Regions from separate parts of the Homo sapiens genome. Here region 2 is linked to region 1. A link is a loop called in an ENCODE intact Hi-C map of the cell type or tissue named here. Cell type or tissue: endothelial cell of umbilical vein. All regions are shown on one strand.

Region 1 (8,000 bases):
CACTAGGCAGTTAGTTGGAGCAACGGCCAAGGAGCAGATGAAACCCATGAGAAAGCCAGTCAGGCCTGAGAAGCCCACCAGCATCCGGACACAGGAAGTGACCATGATAGCACCCTGCAGCCGAAGGGGAGAAGTGCTCAGGACTGTGGGCCTCAGCGCGGCCCAGGCCACCGTAACAGTCCCGGAGGCTGCAGCCCCTAGGCGCGGCCCAGGCCACCGTGACAGTTCTGGATGCTGCAGCCCATGGTGAAATCTGGTGACCCCTAGGCGGTTCTTAGGCAGTGCAGGGGCAAAGCTGGACCCCAAAGGAACTGAGAGAAGGAGAACTCTGATTTCCCTCCTCCCTCCAGTCTGTATTTCCAACTGCGTGTTGGACTTTTTCGCTGAACAAAGCTTTTCAGGAAATAGGCTTCAAAATTAATTATTGATTGTAGTCACAATGATGATGATGTTGGCGACTCCCAACACTAGCACACTCGGTCGTGTATTGAACATCTTGCTGCAGCATTTTTCTGTTTTCCTAGTTTCTATTGCAGAGGTCGGGAAACTTTCTGGGTTTCTTTGTTTTGTTTGGTTTTGTTTTGTTTGTTTGTTTTGACGGAATCTCACTCTGTCACCCAGGATGAAGCGCAGTGGCACGATCTCAGCTCACTGCAACCTCCGCCTCCCGGGTTCAAGCGATTCTCCTGCCTCAGCCCCCTGAATAACTGGGATGACAGGTGCGCGCCACCATGCCCGGCTAATTTTTTTTTTTATTTTTAGTAGAGACAGGGTTTCACTATGTTGGTCAGGCTGGTCTTGAACTCCTGACCTCGTGATCTGCCCGCCTGGGCCTCCCAAAGTGCTGGGATTGCAGGCGTGAGTCACCACGCCCGGCTATGCAAACTTTTTCTGTAAAGGACCAAAAAAGTGAATATTTTCAGCTTTATGCCCATACGGGCTCTGTCACAACTTTTCCAGACAAGATGTGAAGAAATGAGTGTAGCTGTGTTCCAATAAAACTTCACTTATAGACACTGACATTTGAATTTCAGATAATTCTGATGTGTCATGAAATGTTCTTCTTTTGATTTTTTTAACCACTTAAAATGTAAAACCATGCTTGGTCGTGGGCTGTCTGCTCTAAAGGAGGTGATGGGCCAGATCTGGCTCCTGGGCTGCAATTTGCCAACTTATCTGCTGGATTAAGTTTGCTTTATTTCCCCATTTTATTTTACTGTTTGGATGTTCGACTTGTTATTTTATTCTTTTAGAAGTTGCTCACAACTTTTTAATGTGAATTGTTCACTTAACACTGCCCATGGGTAAATAAAATGTCTAGTCTCCCATCAAATAGTACAGTGACCTTAGAAAACTTGAACTTCTACCACCATTCTGCTATTGTTGTCAAATATTTGTTTATTTTTCCACTGCCATTGCTCATTATTGTTTTTATTATATTTTCCTACAATTAGTGCTTATTTGGATTTACCTAGTACTGTGAAGTAAACGTTTGTGTTCCCTCAAAATTCATATGATGGTGTTTGAAGATGGAGCCTTTGGGAAGAAACTAGGTTTAGATGAGGTCATAAAGTGATATGGTTTGGCTGTGTCCCCACCCAAATCTCATCTTGAATTATAGCTTCTATAATTCTCACATGTTGTGGGAGGGACCTAGTGGGAGAACCGAATCATGGGGGTGGTTTCCCCCATACTGTTCTCATGGTAGTAAATAAGTCTCACAAGAGCTGATGATTTTATAAGGGGTTTCCCCTTTCACTTAGCTCTCATTCTCTCTTGCCTGCTGCCATGTAAGACGTGCCGTTCACCTTCCGCCATGATTGTGAGGCTTCCCCAGCCACCTGGAACTGTTTGGTCCATTAAACTTCTTTTTCTTGATAAATTACCCAGTCTTGGGTATGTCTTTATCAGCAGCATGAAAACAGACTAATACATAAGGGAAAAGCCCCTTTGATGGGCTTAGTACCCTTATAAAGAGAAGAGATTTTTCTCTGTCTTCTCTCCTCTCTCTCTCTGCATGTACCAAGGAAAGTCTTTGTGAGGACACAGCTAGAAGGTGGCCATCTGCAAGCCAGGAAAGGAGCACCCCTCAGAAGCTGACCATGCTGGCATCCAGATCTCAGACTTCCAGCCTCCAGTACTGTGAAAAAATAAATTTCAGTTGTTCAAGCCACCCAGTCTATGGTTGGTTTTTGTTTTTGTTTTGTAAAGACAGGGTCTCACTATGTTGCCCAGGCTGGTCTCGAACTCCTGGACTCAAGCAATCTTCTGGCCTTAGCCTATGAAGTAGCTGGGACTACAGACATATACAGGCACTGCACCCAGCTATAGTATTTTGTTGTGGCAGCCCAAGCTGACTAACCCACCTATGTTTTCTACCCATATGTTCCTCTGCTCACTTATAGCTTCTTTTCCACCACTCTTTCATTCGAGATTCCATTTCCTTTTTCCTGAAGTTTAGCTTTTAATAATTATTTTAATAAGGGTCTGTGACTGATAAACTCTTAGTCTTCGTTTACCTGAAAATGTCTTTATTTTGCTATCAGTGTTGCCTGATGTGGGGTTCTACAGTGGGATAGAATTCTAGGATGATAATATTTTCTCTTAGCATTTTGAAAATATTCCATTGTCTTCCAGCCTCTACCGTTGCTAGTGAGAAGGCTGCTAACTGTCCAATTGCTATTCTTTTGTAGGCATTTTTTTCTGTCTTATTACTTTTAAGATTTTTCTCTTTGTATTTGTATTGCAGTTTCATTATGATATATCTAATTGTAGACTTAATTGTTTATTACACTTGGGACTACATGTGCTTTTAAAATCTGAATATTCATATTTATCTGTTCCAAAATAGTATTAGCCATTATATCACTTCTAATACTATCACTTTTCCATTTTCTCATTATCACTTTCAGGAATTCCTGTTAGAAACATGCTGGACTTCTCAGTCTAGCTTCACATTTCTTAACTTCTGTTTCATATTTCTCATCCTCTATTTCACATTTCCCATCTTTTTATCTCTCAGTGCTGCATTCTGGATTATTTCCTTAGATAATCTTTCAATTCATGAATATCTCTTTAGCTGTGTCTAAATGCTGTTTAACTCATTAAATGCATTTTTTAATTGCAGTGACTTTATTTGTTTTTATTACTAAACTTCTATTTGGTTCTATGTTCAAATTTCCTTGTTCTTGTTTCATTTTATCTTCTAGATTATGGTTTCTATTGCTTCTTGAGTCTCTTTAATTATTTTAAACATATTGATTTACTATTATCTTTTAAATTGTTCTATTAGCTCTGGATTCTACTGATTCTCTCTCATAATACATTATTACCTGGTGTGAAATGACAAAATTTATGTCTGTGAACTCTTCTTCAGGGGCATTCTTTTTCTTCCCTGTGTCTTACGTGCTTTAGAATGTGGAAATATCCCTAAAGAATAATTGTACATTTTCTTCTGTGAGAACCACAGGTATTTTATTGGCAGGACCAGTTTTAGCTTTAATTTCTGAGCTTGCAAATCTTTCCACCACACCCATATGTGTTCACGTGTTGTAGAGTTGGAGTCCTTATTTTTCATGCAACTCCATATTCTAACACTTCCCACAGACCTCTAGGAAGAATAAAAGTTTCCTTGTTTATTCCCTGGAATGGTAGCGTTATTATTTCCCACGCTCACTGAAGTGGGTGCTCTTCCAGATCCCAGTTGATCATTACAACCCAAGCTCCTAGCCTTCGGTCCTATATCTGGGTCTGATTCTTTACCTAACCATCATAAGCCACATGATCCTGGCTATAATTCCCATCTTTGTTTCTAGAAAGTAAGGTTTTCCTCCTTGGTTTTGAACTTGATTCTGGATTTAATAACCGTTCATCCAGCATTTTCAGGTGTTGGTAATGTTTGTGGGTTCTATGTTAGCTCAAACTACCATGATACTGGAGGATGACGTTTAAATTGGTCTAAGGTGTTGAAAACTGAATTTGCCGTTTCTTCCCACGGTTTTCTACTTTTTCTGCAACCACCATTCCCGCAAAACAGAATCATCTTTCACTTTTCCCTCTCCACTACTTCTTGCATCCCAATGAGTAATGATAATCCTGTTGGTTCCATATTGCTGTCACTTTCATCTGTGGCTAGTATTGTGCTGTATAATTGGTCGGCTGACCGTCAGTGGTTTCAAACCTTGAGATGTGTGTGGATCAGTATAACTTAGTGAAACATGAGGAATCTATCTTCCCTTCCAATAGGCTGACTCGGTGAATAAAACCAATCAATCATCAATTAATAAGATGAAGTTGCAATTAGCAAGAACTTTCTCGTGTTTACAGCACTGGTGAAAAACATTGGCCCAGCAGAGGGAGCTAAAATACCACAGCTAAGACCCCAGGTTTGTGACACACTGTGTTGGACACTTGGGGGCAGTGTGGGTGAAGATGGCTCCCTTAGACCTGGGCCCTCTGTTTCAGAGCAACGATTGGCAAACTTTTTCCGTAAAAGGCCAGATAGTAAATATTTTAGAATTTGTAGGCCACATGTAGTTTCTGATGCACGATCTTTTTGTAAAACAACCTTTAAAAGCATTCTTAGTTCATGGGCCATTAAAGGAAAAGAGGTCACAGGCTGGATTTGGTCCAAGAGCCATATTTTGCAAACTGCTTTAGAGGATTCTACATATCACAAGCACAAAAGTAAACAGCAAATGTATTAAAGAAAATAAGAATGCCTCTGTCACTTGGAATCTAGTCCTCAGTGCTGGCAGGGCATGACCCAAATCCCTAAACATCCACTCTCACTACTGATACTGTTCAGGCCCCCAGGAACATTCCTTTCCATAACTGTTGTCCACCGTCCTCAAAACACAAGGCAACTGCTTCTAAATGCACTGAAGTTTTCTGTTTTTGCATTTTTAGACAGAGTCTTGCTCTGTTGCCCAGGCTGGACGGCAATGGCACAATCTCGTCTCACTGCAACCTTTGCCTCTCAGGTTCCAGAGATTCTCGTGTCTCAGCCTCCCGAGTAGCTGGGACTACAGGCGTGCACCATCACACCCGGCTAATTTTTGTATTTTTCATATAGATGGGGTTTCATCATGTTGGCCAGACTGATCTCAAACTGCTGACCTCAGGTGATCTGCCCGCCTCAGCCTCCCAAAGTGCTGGAATTATAGGCATGAGCCAACACACCCAGCCATACTGAAGTTTTTTCAGTTGTTCCATTGCAGTGATAGAGGCAGACATTGCATTAAAATACAGGAAGGATTTGAGCAGCAGAAGGGCTTAACTAGGAGTAAAGACGAATTAACTTGTCAGATCTTATTTCTTGGGAAGTAGGAAGGCAACAGATTCTTACATAAGGAATCGTAGTTCTCAGCGGGGCTGAGTGTAGGGAAACCCTGCCCTGGAATCTAGCAGAGCAGATGCCCAGTTTTAATTTGGATTTACCAAAGCCAAGTATAGGCTCCCCGGGGGACAGCAAAAAGCAACAAAAACAGGAAACCCCACAAACCCACAAACTGCATGTGTGCTGTGATTCATTCTATTGATGATACGATATGAATAGACTTCGCTGAAGAACTTCTTGATTTGGAAAAGGTAGTGCAGCACATACCGCTCTGAGATTGGACAACCGACCTGGCAAAACTCCAGGCCCCACCAGCTTGACGGGTGAAGGCCTTAGGTATATCTTGGTCTAGAGCTACATGGAACAGTTCTTTAAAGCTTGAAATGCCTTGTTAACTCTGGGTCCACCCTGAGATAAAAAGGAAGGACAGGAATTTGATGAGGCAATTGAGTCTACTTACATCTGGCTGTACTTTTGGACTATATGTCAGAGTACAGGCACATGCAAAAAGGCTGTCGTTGAAAGTAGAGAAGAGTAACAGAAGGTTCTAGCTGAAATTCACAAGTTAGGGCTCAGATTGGTCTATTGCATCCTCACAGGCACAGTGCTCCTGAGCTATGGGAAGTGTTGGTGATGGAGTCTACGCTGAATGAGGACTGACCCTGCAAAAGACAGGTGTCCAGCACTGCCATGGGGCTTTTGGTGCAGATGTGGCCCAAGGCAGCTACTCAACCACTCTGCCTTTGAAAGACCATTACCAAGCAGTCCACCACTGGGCATTGTTTGGGGTTAGACCACTAATGAATAAGCAAATAAGTGTAAATCAGAGATGTCAATCATGTCTTGAGTGATGTCAGAAAGACATTCTAATGAGGAACGGCCTGATAAACAAAATGTGTTGATTACAGGGAAATAGTCATATTCAGGAAAAAAAAAGACAATTACCCAGGAAAGATACATAATATCCACAAGCAAGTGATTTAGTCCCCATCCCCTAGGGCAGCCAAACCTCACAGTATAATCTAAATCCAGCAACAGAGACTTGGGCCCCATTGTACAAATCTTTGAATTCAAAAGCACTAGTTGGCATCTTTCTGAAGGTGGAACTCAATTAACTGGGAAAGGCTGGAACTAGAAGAATGCAACATTCTGTCCAGCCAACGGAAGGCCCCTGATAGAAGTATGGCAAGTCTAAGTCGGTCCAAAGGACCAAGGTGTGTATGACGTGGTAACTGTGCACATGCAAATCCTACCAGCAATTATACCATATGTAATTCCATGGATTCCTGGGCCATAGTTAATAAACTAACTGATCTGGCAAGTGAATCACAGAAAATGCTATTTACATTTCTTCCCTTTCATGGGACAGGACTTCATGGTTAAATTTTAGAGACTGGTTGTTCATGTTGATGCCCCTTAGTCTTAAAAAGAGGGAAGTATGTCTTTGAATGTAGTCACTAGAGTCCACAAGATGACACCTTGGGCCACAAGCCATGCACACACACGCTCACAAACAACATAATCCCCACCTCCATCTGTTGCCACTTGTGTCACCCAGGACGGTCCAGATTGCCAACAGCAATGGGCTCATGTGCCTTTGGTGGGGGAATATATTTTGAGGGTTTATGGCCCATCACAGAGCTGGCAGGCTGCCTATCCTGGACATATCGCAGAGCAAGGGAAATTTAAAGACTTAAAAAACTGGTATTGACAATGTTTCTGGTTTGAGCTTTGCCCATTCTGCAACTAAAGATCTGACCCAGAGTACTATAAAAAGACTGGCAGCCCAGATCACCCACCAACATGATATCAACTTACACATCAACAGCTCAAGGATCACTTTTCACAGCATGAACGGGGCAAGAGTAGACCAAGAAATACAATCTCAAATGACCTCTTCATATTTCACATCACTTCTACAAAGCAGCACAGTTTTGAAAAAAATTGCAATGTGTGCTTGAAGGAACAAAATGATGGTGAGAAAGACACAGAGGCCTGGCTTTCCAGGGTAGGAGAAGCACGAGAGCAAGTCAACAGCGGAGCATTGTCTAAGGCATAGGTTGAGAAATGGAGAGATAAGGAAATCTTTCCAGGACTAGGGATTTGATTGTGTTCCCTAAAGTAGGAATAATACAAATTAATTTAATTTCACTTGTTGGAACCCTGAAGGCATTTATGAGTTGTACTGATAAATCTGGTATTTTCAAGATGCACCCAACCCAGTGGAGAGGACCCAGTTACAATATACTTATTAAGTCATTTGAAGGTACCTTGGGAAGGACACATGAAGTAGGTTTAATGGTGTTACTTTTGCTGCTCAGTATTTGAAGGATAACAGAGAAGGAATCCAATACTCCTCCTTTAATAGGAGCAAGGGAATGGGCTCAGGCATCCCAGTGGGGGGAGAAAAGATGGTAGCAGAAAGAACTGGAGCCACCAGAAATACTGCTGTACCAAATGATGCTACTTTTGCCCTTTACCTTTAAAATAAGTTGCTAGTAAAATTATTTCTTAGCAATATTTTTAGATATGTCTTCAGTCTTAGATGAGAGACGATGGCATCAGAGTTGATTCTACCAAACTGGAACACATTTAATGTTATTGTCTTGATAAAACTGGGCCCAGAGTACACTTGGCTGAGCTGGATGGGCAAGGAGGAGGG
Region 2 (8,000 bases), 340 kb after region 1:
CATACACACACATACACACCTTATATGTTAATATTTTTTATAGCCCTGGCTACTGAAATAATATGAAAAGATACCTGCTTCCTGGCATGCATGTAGTAGGTTTCCAAATAAATATTTTCTGAGTAACTGACAGATAACTGATCTTATTTGCCTGTTTAACCTTGTGATTCAATTCCTGTGGCTTTAGGAAATCAGCACTGTACTTCAGTATGTGGTAGGAAGAAATAAATTGCTGCAGTGTCTTCATGCAAAACGTCATGCTCTGGAGTCGTGGAGGCAACTAGTAGAAATTATACTGACAGCTTGTCCCCAGGACCTCATTCAGGCAGAGGATCGACAACTGATTATTCGTGATATTTTACAAGATGTGCATGATAAGGTGACGTACTTCCTAAAATACTTTATACTGCTGAACGAATGTATCATTTAAACAAATATATTTTGGCATCCTAATTGTTTTCCATTTTCGATTGGGAGTAAAATAGAATTGTGCAATACCAACGTTAAGACTTTCCTTGAGAAAGGGATTAATTCTGTACAGTAGTGGCTCTCAACCAGAGTGTGTGTCTGAGTTATCTCGGGAGCTTTGTAAAAATTCACATGGACAGAGCCCACCCCAGACCTACTGAATGTAGTGGTGAGACCATTTATGTGAATTTCAAAAAGAAAACCTCCCTAGGGAATTCTGATAGGAATCCCTTCTGGTTAAGAACACCCATTACCTAGCATCATGTTTAAATTTCTCTGTATATATTAGATTCCTTTCTTTCTTTCTTTCTTTCTTGACTAATTTCTGTATTCCATTCTTATATTGTTACCATAGTTGACAAGCTAAATGTATATAAAACTTGTTAATGGGCTGTGTGCAGTGATTCATGCCTGCAATCCCAGAACTTTGAGAGGCCAAGGTGGGAGGATCACTGGAGCCCAGGAGTTTGAGACCAACCTGGGCAACATAGTGAGATTCCATCTCTACGAGCATGATGGTGTGCACCTGTAGTCACAGTTGCGGGAGGCTGAGGTGGGAAGACCTCCTGAGCCCAGGAGGTCAAGGCTGAAGTGAGCTGAGATTATGCTACTGCACTCCAGCCTCGGTGACAGAGCGAGACCCTGTCTTCAAAAAAAAAAAGCTATGAAATTTGTTAATGATTATAGCTGAAAGCAGGATTCTCACTCTAATTTGCCCTTGTCCTTTAAGATACTGGATGATGAAGCTGCGCAAGAGTTAATGCCTGTGGTCGCCGGGGCAGTGTTCACACTGACTGCTCACCTAAGCCAGGCCGTCCTCACTGAACAGAAGGAAACATCAGTCTTGGGACCAGCAGAGGCCCATTACGCTTTTATGCTTGATAGTTGCTTCACCTCACCTCCTCCTGAAGAGAACCCATTAGTGGGTTTTGCTTCTATTGGAGATTCTTCACTTTACATCATATTGAAGAAACTGTTAGACTTCATTTTGAAGACAGGTTTTTTTCATTTAAATTGTCTATAAATTCTATCTTTTGTATTTGTTTTAACTTTAATTGAGAAAAGATTTTCATTTGACATCTTCCTAATCTCCCTAGGTGGTGGATTCCAACGAGTGAGGACTCACTTGTATGGCTCTCTGCTTTATTACTTACAGATTGCCCAGAGACCTGATGAACCAGACACCTTAGAAGCAGGTAGAATGAGATCAATTCCTAATCTTTTCTGGATTGGGAGATGGTTACTTTAAATTGAAAAAAAAAATCACTTCTCCATCTTTTGACTAATCACAACTGTAAAAAATGAGTGTTAGTGTCATTTTTAAAGCATTTACTCAAAAGTTGAGGAAGAATGTTTAGTTTTTAAGAATTATGAAGTAGTACATGAGTACTACTTTTAAGATAACCTTCAAATAATACTTTAGCTTTATATACTTCTGTAACTCCCTCACTTGCCTCAAGTCCGACTGAACAGTGTGCTCTACATAGAATGGTCCAATGTCTTTCTTTCCTTTGTGCTACATCAGAGTACTTATCTAGTTGATTCTTTTAAAATATCTCGGCCTGGCATGGTGGCTCACGCCTGTAATCCTAGCACTTTGGGAGGCCGAGGCCTGTGGATCACCTGAGGTCAGGAGTTCGAGACCAGCTTGGCCAATATGGTGAAACCCCATCTCTACTAAAAATCAGAAAATTAGCAGCCATGGTGGCAGGCATCTGTAATCCCAGCTACTCAGGAGGCTGAAGCAGGAGAATCGCTTGAACCCAGGAGGCAGAGGTTTCCCAGATTGCGCCACTGCCCTCCAGCCTGGGCAACAAGAGTGAAACTCTGTCTCAAAAAGAAACACAAAAGTCTTTGTTATTCCATGATATGGATGAAACACTTATCTGCCATTTTCCTTATTCACAGGCATTTCAATTGTTTCTAAATTTTTATTACAAAAATGCTACATCAACTTTTTTTATATGCCTATATTTCTCAAAAAGGATACTGCTTAATGGTGGAATTTCCATGTGTAAAAGTATGTACTTTTATTTTAAAAAGATTCAAATGAATGACCTTCTCCAGTATAAACTCATCAATAGTATACATGTATCTTTTTGTACTAGTGAGGTTTTGTTTGGATAAATTCCAAGAAGTGGAATTTCTTGGTCAAAAGTTAGGCACATTTAAAATATTGCTAAATGCTGCTTTCTAAAAAGTTAGCATTTTTAATTGAAACTAATCTTAAGACATGAAAATGTTATTAAGTGTTCAACACATCAGTATATAATGCTTTATATACTTTATAGACATTTGATGTTCAATCAAGTTATTCAGAGTTATTCTGCCATTTGTTAAGAAGTTGTCAGAGCACCTTCTGATAATGGATTTTCTTTGGGCTCTTCACCTTTGTGAGTGTTATTTTGTATACACTGTTAAAAACCACTGTGTACGTAAGGTTGACTTGATCTCATTATCCTTATGGTGGTTGTATTTTATGCCATACATAGTACCCTATAAGGTAGTAATAGCCAAATGGTAGATTTATAGGCATGTAGCACCCACATAAATAATGCATGAGAATATTTGTAAGATGAGGAAAAATAACAGAATAGTTTAGAGAAGTTTTTTAAGCAAACATGAGCTTCTTTTAAGAAAAGAGATAGTAATGGGATTTCTCCACTCAGCACCTCCCACATTTTTCTTTTGTGTGTGTGTTTTTCTTAACATTCCATTTAGTTGAATTGGCCAAGTCACCACTTAACCACTAGGTGGGGCTCTACAATAGGCTTTTTATAAGAAGTCATCAAGATGCCAATTTAAAAACTGCTGCTATGTAGCAGTTGGAAAAAATGAGATTAGTTTCCAATACAAGTTATTGCTTTATTTAATGTACTTGTGAAATTTTTAAAGAGTCTCACATAAGAGTATGTTTGTGGGTCTTACATAAAATGTATGATCATACTGTTCCTAATCATTGTATAATGGTTGTGCTTTTATTTTTATAATAGGTGTGCTTTTATTTTTAATAAGTATTTCAACTAAAAAAAAGAATAAAAATATCTGATTTTTTTGGAGGCAAATTTTTGTCTACATTGTACCTGATCCTTTCTAGCTAAATTTTCTTTTCTTTTCTTTTGTTTTTTGAGACAGAGCTTCACTCTGTAGCCCAAGCTGGAGTACAGCGGTGCGATCTCAGCTCACTGCAACCTCCACCTCCTGGGTTCAAGTGATTCTCCTGCCTCAGCCTCCCCAGTAACTGGGATTATAGGTGTGCACCACCACGCCCCACTAATTTTTTGTATTTTTAGTAGAGACGGGGTTTCACCATGTTGGCCAGGCTGGTTTTGAACTCCTGTCCTCAAGTGATCCACCGCCTCGGCCTCCCAAAGTGCTAGGATTACAGGTGTGAGCCACCACGCCTGGCAATTTTAAAAGATCTCAATAAAAGATAAAAGATTGATTAGCGGCTGGGCACGGTGGCTCACACCTGTAATCCCAGCACTTTGGGAGGCCAAGGCAGGCAGATCACGAGGTCAGGAGATCAAGACCATCCTGGCCAACATGATGAAACCCCATCTGTACTAAAAATACAAAAATTAGCTGGGCATGGTGGCATGCACCTGTAGTCCCAGCTACTGGGGAGGCTGAGGCAGGAGAATCGCTTGAACCTGGGAGGTGGAGGCTGCAGTGAGCCAAGATCATGCCACTGCACTCCAGCCTGGAGACAGAGCCAGGCTCTGTCTCAAAAAAAAAAAGAAGGAAAAAAAAAAAGACTGATGAGCAGGATAAATACAGGACGTTGGTTCTCATGGAGTCTTGTAATTCATTTTGATCTCTTTCAGAATGATTTATCCTTTTCCAGGTACAATTATTATCTTAGTGTTATGAAACATGCATGAAATAGGTGCATTGTGTTATTAGAGTTAACCTGCTTGGACCCACCGGTCAGTGGGCCTTTGTGTACAAGCAGTGATGGAAGGATTTTTTTGTTGCGTTTTTTTTTTTTCTTCCTTAGCTCATACCTAGCATGTGAGGTATAATTACTCAGTTATTACACTGCTTTTTACTGGAGTGTTTTTTTCTGTTTTAATCCTTTTAGCCAAGAAAACCATGTGGGAAAGGCTGACAGCCCCTGAAGATGTATTTAGCAAATTACAGCGAGAAAACATAGCCATTATTGAAAGTTATGGCGCCGCCCTCATGGAAGTGGTCTGTCGAGATGCTTGTGATGGTCATGAGATTGGAAGGGTAAAGCAACTCTTATTTAGTATTATAATTGAATAAGTATTTTGACTTATTAAGGTATAAACTGATTCACGGCTGGGTGTGGTGCCTCATGCCTGTAATCTCAGTGCTTTCGAAGGCCAAGGTGGGTGGATTTCTTGAGTATAGGAGTTTGAGACTAGCCTGGGCAACATGGTGAAACCCCGTCTCTACAAAAAATACAAAAAATTAGCCAGCCATGGTGGCATGCACCTGTAGTCCCAGTTACTTGGGAGGCTGAGGTGGGAAAATTGCATGAGCCCAGGAGGCAGAGGTTGCTTGCGGTGAGCTGTGATCGAGGCACTTCACTCCAGCCTGGGCTGCAGAGTGAGACCCTGCTGCAAAAAATAAAATAAAATAAATTGATTCAACTTTTAATAATGTATGGTACATATTAAGAATCATTTTTTATAATATACTGTATTTTCTTATTTGCTATAATTTGAGACTTCTGTTTTATTTATTCATATGTTGTGTTTAATTTTGTTAGAATCTTAATTCAGAATTGCCTTTCAGAATTATCTTCTTGCTAATTTTGAGGTTGACTGGTAGAAACAACAGAAACGCTGCTTAATAAAGATCTTTGGTTAAGAGAATGCTGAATAAATTGCCTTGTACTGAATAGATCTTTGTCTGCCTAATTGCTTTGTGGAGAATTTGTATTTATATTTCTTGTACAGTATGGTGGCACACTGGTAATGATGCAGTGAGAAGATAACTTCTTCTTAATGGAAAATTATGTAGCAAAATTATGTAGCAATTAAATCATGTTTTTGAAGACCATAGGAAATAGGATTTTAAAAAATAAACTGGCATAACCTTTTAGTTACGTTTCTTTGTTTGTTTGTTTGTTTGTTTTTGAGATGGAGTCTCGCTCTGTCGCCCCGGCTAGAGTGTAGTGGCGCAATCTCGGCTCACTGCAAGCTCCGCCTCCCGAGTTCACGCCATTCTCCTGCCTCAGCCTCCCAAGTAGCTGGAACTACAGGCGCCCGCCACTACGCCTGGCTAATTTTTTGTAGTTTTAGTAGAGACGGGGTTTCACCATGTTAGCCAGGATGGTCTCGATCTCCTGACCTCGTGATCCTCCCGCCTCGGCCTCCCAAAGTGCTGGGGTTACAGGCATGAGCCACCACACCCGGCCACCTTTTAAGTTATGTTTTAAAAATTTTAAAATATTTGTATGCATAGAAAAAATACTGGTAGGAGACAGACCAAAATGGATGAACTGTATTTATCAGATTGTGTAGTTATTACTTTTTTTTTCTTTTTTCTTTTTATTGAGACAGAGTCTTGCTCTGTTGCCCAGACTAGAGTGCAGTGGCATGATCTCGGCTCACTGCAACCTCTGCCTCCCAGGTTCAAGCAATTCTCCTGCCTCAGCCTCCCGAGTAGCTGGGATTACAGGCATGCACCACCATGCTGGGGTAATTTTTATTTTTATTTTTATTTTTTTTGAGACAGAGTCTCGCTTTGTCACCCAGGCTGGAGTGCAGTGGCACGATCTCGGCTCACTGCAACCTCTGCCTCCCAGGTTCAAGTGATTCTTTGCCTCAGCCTTCCGAGTAGCTCAGATTACAGGTGCCCACCACCACGCCCAGCTAATTTTTTTTGTATTTGTAGTAGAGATGGAGTTTCACCATCCTGGCCAGGTTGGTCTTGAACTCCTGACCTCGTGATCCACCCGCCTTGGCCTCCCAAAATGCTGGGATTACAGGCGTGAGCCACCGCTCCCGGCCTAATTTTTTTAATGGCCAGGCTTGTCTCGGATTCCTGACAAGTGCTCCACCTGCCTCTGCCTCCCTAAGTGTTGGGATACAGGGGTGAGCCACTGTGCCCAACCTAGTTATTATTTTTCTGTGTTTTCTGTAATGAGCATTATAAAACTTCACAGTGAGAAAAAACAGCTGTTAAAAAAATTTCTTTTCTCTAACAAGCAATGTTAGAGTCTACTAAAATACATCTAATGCCACTAGTTTAACGTGTTAGGTTTTGTTTTGGAAATACATCTTTACCTGAGAGCTTTCCTTTATTGATAAATTGAGGTTCTGGAGCCATAGTTTTTAACTTCTCAAAAAAAAATAAAAAGGAAATTTTGTTGCAAGTAACATTCTCTTTATGAAAAACATTCTTCATATTTCATATCTGATGTCAGATAAATTCAGTTACTGTTGTTGATTTTGGTAGCATCTACATGTTTTGGACTTTAATTTATTCTTCCTTCAGATGCTGGCCCTGGCTCTACTTGATAGAATTGTCTCCGTGGATAAACAGCAGCAGTGGCTTTTGTATCTTTCTAACAGTGGCTACTTGAAGGTCCTCGTAGACAGCTTGGTAGAAGATGACCGTACTTTGCAGAGCTTACTCACCCCACAGCCTCCCCTTTTAAAAGCACTTTATACTTATGAATCTAAAATGGTAAGGCTTTCTAGACATTTGATGTTAGATCAAGAAGTCGTTTTCTCTTGGCTATAGATGTATTAAAGAAAATTAATGTGGCATACATTCTGAATATTTCTATCATAAGCTGGAATCCTTTTTTAAGGAGTTTTAAACTTTGGAATCTTCCTAGTGTGCAAAAGATGAGTGAAATGATCCTCAAAGGGATAGCTGGATAATGGGACTGCTGCTTCCCTCACTCACTCAGGTTGCTCATGATGGCAATATGACAGCCAGTGCTCCGTGAGGACAGAGCAAAATTGTCCTCTCACAATACAATTTAGACTATAGTAGTTGCCTATTGAAAATTTCCATGTAGATATGCTAGTTCTATTCTAAACACAGCATTTTCAATATAGTATATAATTCATTGTTTCTTTGCCTGCAAATCTGTTTTAATTTCTTTTTCCTCCTAGTTAAAAGGATCACAAATGTTACGATAATAGAAGCACTGAAATTTTAGATTCTTCATTTACTCCTTTTTCCTCCTTCATTTATTTAACAGGTATTTATTAAATACCTGCAAAACGGCAGGCATGGCACTAGGTACTAGAGACACAGCTGTTAGCAAAACAGACAAAATTCCTTGCCCTCCATGGGCCCACATGATAATAACAGGACCCACACTGTAAACGAATACTTGAATCATGCAAGCTACTGTCTGTGGGCGCTTTAGATATGTTGAACACTGAGTCCTCATGAAAATCCTAGGAAGAAAGCGGTATAATGTAACCTGTCACTAGCCCAGATTTCTCTTCAGTGATAACTAAGGATGAGAAATTTGCCATCAAAGTGTTGCACTTTTCTCTGAGGCCCTTGGACATGATTTCAGCACTGATGATTTTTCT

The links. Hi-C counts contacts between places; a loop is a spot of excess contacts. Peaks named below come from ENCODE experiments on the same cell type or tissue, not always from the same donor. Only the 100,000 strongest peaks of a DNase experiment are listed, where the experiment ranks them.
Region 2: it touches region 1 in a loop (11-fold over the local background); 4 of 110 quality-filtered maps call a loop at or near these places.

The regions. Positions count from the first base shown.
Region 1 is chr7:135,277,284-135,285,283 of GRCh38, forward strand. The region is part of intron 3 of LOC107984123 (a long non-coding RNA gene); the gene reads right to left. It also overlaps the pseudogene SLC23A4P. Among named protein-coding and RNA genes, the nearest start is that of STRA8, 47 kb to the left of the region's middle. In endothelial cell of umbilical vein, a CTCF peak has its summit at 4,392 (motif pointing right); a DNase peak (open chromatin) is centred at 4,408; H3K27ac peaks cover 440 bases.
Region 2 is chr7:135,618,225-135,626,224 of GRCh38, forward strand. NUP205 (nucleoporin 205) reads left to right here. Exons shown (of 43, transcript NM_015135.3): 28 at 188-379; 29 at 1,199-1,466; 30 at 1,566-1,664; 31 at 4,553-4,701; 32 at 6,940-7,131. Among named protein-coding and RNA genes, the nearest start is that of STMP1, 40 kb to the right of the region's middle. In endothelial cell of umbilical vein, a CTCF peak has its summit at 3,202 (motif pointing right); a DNase peak (open chromatin) is centred at 3,217.